Linked DNA regions of Homo sapiens: region 1 is linked to region 2. Evidence: chromatin loops called from intact Hi-C (ENCODE). Cell type or tissue: heart right ventricle. All regions are shown on one strand. Links, peaks and the distances in the headings refer to the core of each region. The heading gives the core; the rest is flanking DNA. Region 1 has its middle 440 kb from the start of MIR5702. Region 2 overlaps IRS1 (insulin receptor substrate 1).

Evidence for each region. A loop is a pair of places that touch in the nucleus more often than their neighbours do. Peaks named below come from ENCODE experiments on the same cell type or tissue, not always from the same donor. Only the 100,000 strongest peaks of a DNase experiment are listed, where the experiment ranks them.
Region 1: it touches region 2 in a loop (2.9-fold over the local background); 9 of 110 quality-filtered maps call a loop at or near these places.

The regions. Positions count from the first base shown.
Region 1 is chr2:226,214,584-226,217,509 of GRCh38, reverse strand. No RefSeq gene overlaps it. Among named protein-coding and RNA genes, the nearest start is that of MIR5702, 440 kb to the left of the region's middle. In heart right ventricle, for the core only: a CTCF peak has its summit at 1,400 (motif pointing left); a DNase peak (open chromatin) is centred at 1,402.
Region 2 is chr2:226,729,056-226,731,981 of GRCh38, reverse strand. It overlaps IRS1 (insulin receptor substrate 1), which reads left to right. Exons shown (of 2, transcript NM_005544.3): 2 at 1-670. Among named protein-coding and RNA genes, the nearest start is that of IRS1, 69 kb to the left of the region's middle. In heart right ventricle, for the core only: a CTCF peak has its summit at 1,320 (motif pointing right); no DNase peak of the experiment used is centred there; H3K27ac peaks cover 336 bases.

The sequences.
Region 1 (2,926 bases), core at 163-2,662, 510 kb after region 2:
ATCATTTTATTTGATTGGGTTTTCCATCTTCCCAGATGGGCATGCTTCAACGTGGACAGGGCCCTTTTCTCTCTTGCTCAATCTTGGTTCCCCAGGGCCTCACATGGTAATTGGCAAAGAGGAGGTCTTTAATAAATTTATTTGTTGAATGATGAAATAAAGCAGTAGATTTGCCAGGGTAGACACAGTGGAAATTTTCAAAATGAGTTCACATGGAACATAGATACTTGACAACCATTTGCCAAACAGGGTATCTAGCATAATGTCTAGAAGTGGCAGACTCCACCAGTCAGACTTGGATGAGAAAGCCAGTTCTGTTTGCTGGCAGCTTTACGACTCTAGTCAAGTTTTTTAACTCCCCTAAATCTCAACTTCTGCATCTGTAAAATGGACACAATAGTAGTATTTATCTATCAGGATTGTTATGAAAATTAAATGAAGCAATGTAGATATATTGATTAGAGTAATGCTTGACACTTGGTAAGCAGTCGACAATTGTAAGCTGGGAGGGAAGGATGCCCCTCTCCAATCTCATCTGGCTATTCTTGCCTATGGAGAAAGTTTTATGGGCACAAACCCAGGTTTCTGGAAGGACTGTTACGCTGTCAGTATCAGGAGATACACCAGGCAAGTCTCTCATCACTTCAAACATCTGGGCTGTAAGTGCCCTCTGCTTCCCTCCCTCCCCGCCCTAGGTGCTCCAGGGGCAGGACATGGGCCCTAGGCCAGGCTCGCCATCTTTATCCATGTGACTCACTCTGTAACTGGACCCAGAGCCTCACCCACAGGACAGCCATCCTAGATTCACAGACACGGTGAAAAACAGCTCTTTGAAATTCAGCCTGAGTCCTGCAATTCAGCAGTGGTTTCCAGAGAAGCCCTGCATGAGGAGCGTTATAGAGTGTTCAGTAACTCCGGTAAACTGCACTTCATTTTCCACTTGGCCATTTTTGTCCTTTGTGTAAGGAACCTCTAGAGAGAGCACCAGGAGTGAGGTAACAAGCCCCAGCCCTTTTATTATTATTAAAGGAAATGTCGGCCTGAGGATCCTATCCTTTATCGAGATGAATAAATAAAATATACGTAACAACTAGCTAAGGGGTGAAATATTTAAGTGAAGAAAATGGAACAAACTATATATTTAAATACCGCAGAGAGACACTGAGGAAATGCTGACTGTATCATAATCTACCCCCCACACCCTCAGCCACTGCCATTCACTTCATGCCAAATTGTATCATGTATGTACTTCTGAATGTTTCCTCCTATGGTGTGACTTTGGGGTTGCATATAGAGTTTTTTTTCAGTCATTCCAGACAGCGTAATTAGAAGATGGTGAAGACTCGGGGTGTTGTATGGAGGTGAAGCTGAAGCTGAGCCGTCTAGAGTCTGGAGCGCCCCCTTGAGGAAGAGGAAGGAAAGGAAGGTAGCACAACATAGCTGAGGCCTGCAGGAGGTGGGGAGTGAAGGAAGAGGATGGGAAAAGGTGGCCTCGGAGAATGCCTATGTTCTGATGACCACTGCAGTGTGGATCTGCGTAGATTATTTTTAAAAAGTTATCTTTTCTTTTTCCCTCGAGCATGAAAACATTTTATGTCTCTGGGACCACTTGTGGGCAAGAATTAGGAAGGTGACAATTTTGAAACTTAAACAGGCCTTAAACATTAGAAGAAAGTACTCATTCATTCACTCATTCACTTATTTGTTCTTTGAATAAACAGTGTGTTTCTCTTATGTTCCAGACAAGAAAAAAAAATTCAGATATACATCTCAGTTGTGTCAAAGCTCTTATTGAAAATTCTGGAGATAACAATTTTGGAAACATTCTAGCAAGCCAGAGATGGTATATTAAAAATAACTGAGCTTTTACTGCAAATGAAGCACATACGAAATATCAAAATGCTTCTTTGTTATTTTATTTTAGTGAATATTAGGAAAATATTCTATCTACACTCTACATTTTGTTGTAACTGCTTTATCTTATAACAGAATGATAAAAATAAATGCAAGACTTTTTTAGAGAAAATTATCTATCACCCACTCATAACTGGGTGATAGGTGATTTATTTTAGTTCGTACTGTTGATTGGCTGTTTATGATAATTGCTTTTTGATTGGTTTGTGCAAATTGGAACTCGAAATTCCAAGGTGAGATTTATAACACTAGGAAGATTTTTATTAAGCCCTGAACAAAAAAAAATATGTTTATAATGTGAATTTTAATTGCATTCCACTGGAAAAAAACAAGTTCATATTTCACAATTAAATGAAAATCACTTAGGATTAAGAAATTCCTATTGCTGAAATATTCTAAGTTCCTTAAAAAGGTAAGCATTACTGGCTTGTTCTAGCACTACTGACTCTAATAATCAAAATCACATATAAATTCCAAAATAATAATACTGATAGCTTACATTTATTGATCACTTAGGATGTGCCAACTTCTGTGCCAAGCACAGGTCTGCTAGTTATTTAATACTCACCACAGCCATATGAGACAAGTATCATTATTTTCACTTTACAAATGAGCTGCTGTGGCACAGAGATGTTGAGTAATTTGTCCAAAGTCACACAGCTGGTAAAGAGTAGAGTTTGGATTTTCCGGGTCTGTCTGGTTCCTTAGCTTACTAGATTAACTAAGCTGGATGTCATTATATAGAAATTACTTTCTTTCACATTGTCAACTGACATTTGCATTAAAGAAAGATAAATATTCTTACTATAATTCTTGTTTGAATTCAGAACATGAAGGAGAAAATGGAGAGGAGAGTGGAGCCTGTCTCTTGGTGAAAATTATAAATGCCATCTCAATGGGACATGCCCTTTGATAGTTACTCTATTCTGCATCATGGCCTCCCACTCGGCTCTAAGAACTTTTAAGCTTGAAGAACAGCACATCCTAACCATAGTGAGCATTTAAGAAAACT
Region 2 (2,926 bases), core at 334-2,833:
TTTTAGACTTCTGCCATTCACTTGGCATTTAAATCTCTCTTTGCTTATGCTGTTAACGAGTATGCCATAGGATAGGACAAATTCAGTAAACAGGAAAACTTGTCCATATTTGCATAGACATTTGTAGGGTTTTTTTTTTCTTTTTCTTTTTAGAACTTCACCATTGGCTTAAGAATGTAGTTCCCAAAACAATTTTTTCTTGCAAAGTACTTTCCTTACACCTCTTGGCTACAGGGTGGGCCAAATTAAACATATATGTATTTTCATTTAATGTATGTGCAGTTTGGTTTATCATCTTAAGATGGTGGTGCTGCCCCGGTGCTACTTCATCTGTGTACACAAAGACCAATGCATGGTCTGTATTGCTACCAAAACATTTACTGTATATATGTTTATAACATGTATTATGTATATATGTAATGGGTGCCAGGCCAGGTATATATTTTTTATTTAGAAGTGTTTCACTTTTCCAAGTTTTCTTTATAGTGTTATGCTTATTTTCAATTTTTTTTTTCCTGATTCTGTCTGGTACTTAGAATTGTAGTGTCTTCATCATCAATTAAAGAAAACTGTCTAAATGAATTCATGGATGTAAATATTAGTGGTCCTTAATGTCTTTGATTGCTGGACATGAAACAAACTGCCAATTAAATTTTGCGGAGACATTTGATTGGGTAAGAGCAGTGTATGCTGTTTAACATGCTTTCCTAAATGATTTTGGAACAGATAGGTGGGCCTCACCCTATCACTCTTCAGTTGGCTTTCAATGGCTAAGTGTATAAAGAAAAAGACCTCAGTCAAGGTTTTAAGCTGCTTTTGATGGTAGTGCTGGCAAAGGTAGAGGGGAGAGGGGAGCAAAAATCCATCCTCTTGGTGGAAAGGTTTTTGTTCCCTTGATATGCATACTTGAATCTTTAGTGTGCACACAGATCTCTTAAAGAATTTGTTCGGCCGGGTACAGGTGGCTCACGCCTGTAATCCCAGAACTTTGGGAGGCTGAGGCGGGTGGATCATGAGGTCAGGAGTTCAAGACCAGCCTAGCCAAGATGGTGAAAACCTCTCTCTACTAAAAATACAAAAAAATTAGCCGGGCGTGGTGGCAGGCACCTGTAATCCCAGCTACTCGGGAGGCTGAGGCAGAGAATTGCTTGAACCTGGGAGGCAGAGGTTACAGTGAGCCCAGATAGCGCCACTGCACTCCAGCCTGGGTGAAAGAGTGAGACTCCATCTCAGAAAAAAAAAAAAAGCAGATCGTCATCTCAGGGCCTGGGGCCAGGCCTGAGATCCTGCACTTCTAACCAGCTCCCAGAAGAGGCCAGTCCTGCTAGTTCCAATGACACTGAGTACCGAGGCAAAGCAGTTGGTGTTTCTCAGGCCTGGCTGCATATTAGCATGATCTGAGTGGCTTTAGAAAACACATCCATGGCCAGGCCAACTTAGGAGATGCATACTGATTAAATTGGTTGGAGATGGGGCCTGGACATCTGTTATCATTGTTGTTGCTGCTGTTTTTCATGCTTCCCAGCAGATTCTAGCAAGTGGTGAGTGCTAAGAACCAGTGCTGGAAAGAGTTACCCAAACTTGTCCGATTACTAGAGCTGCTATTAGAAATCCTGATTCCCTGGAGTGGTCTAGGAATGTGTATCTTTAAGCAGGTGACTCTTCTGCTTGGAAAGTTTGGGAAATACTGATTTCTGTACAACTGGAGATTTGTGGGTCATTTCTCCACTAGAAAGGATAATAACACCTATAATTTTTGAAAATAATAAATCATGTTGCCAATATTGAAGCAGTCAAGCACCCCCAACTTCTGTGAGCTATCTTGCTTAAACCATTTAAAATAGAAGATGATTGATGTGTCCTATGTTTCAGGGCAAACTCACATTATTGGACACTTTAGTATTTAAGGCTGAGCATGGTGGTTCCCGCCTATAATCTCAGTGCTTTGGGAGGCTGAGACAGGAGGATCACTTGAGGCTAGGAGTTCAGGACCAGCCTGCAGAAAAATGTGAGACCCTATCTGTAAAAAAAATTTAAAAATTCAGCCAGATGTGGTGGTGTGCACCTGTAGTTCCAGATATTTGGGAGGCTGAGGTGGGAGGGTTGCTTGAGCCTCTGAGGTTGAGGCTGCAACAAACTATGATTACACCACCACACTCCAACCTGGGCCACAGAGTAAAATCCCATCTCAAAAAATATTAATTAAAAAATTTAATATTATTACAAAAATTTTTATGAGCATGATGCTCCGCTGAGAGTATAAAGACTGACTTTTCCACCCTTACTTGGTGCACCAGGCTAGAGGGATCTTCCTTCTGTTTGCCAGTGTAAGCGATATTTTTATTGTTAAGAAGCAGCACACAACATGATTTAGTAAATGCTTAAAGTCATTATTTGATCTTCACTTTATATTATCTTCCTCCATTTATACTTAAACACTGATTTTTCCCTCCCAATGGTATTGCAAAGCAAACATCACTCTAATCCCTTTGAAATTATATGTAAACATCAATAATTAGTATTAATTTGAGGGAAGTTTAGTTGGAATGTATTAATGGTGCAATTTATAGCATAACTGTCTTATTACCTTTACACATATACAGAAACAAAATAGCAAGTAAAATGTCAATGAAAGGCCTTTGAGAATTAATGGTCAAGGAGAATCTGTAATTACCTCACTGATTCTATTATAAACAATAGCAACATTTATTCTGCATTCATTGTGGGCTAGCCACTAGGATTTATATCAATTATTTTATTTTCCCAGCAACCTAGAGGTAGATAAGGAGTAAGTCTGTGGTCACAGGCTGCTGAGGGGAGGAGCTTCTTGCCATACTGAGGACTTCTTTTTTTTTTTTTTTTTAGACAGAGTCTCACTCTGTCTCCTAGGCTAGAGTACAGCGATGGGATCTTGGCTTGCTGCAAC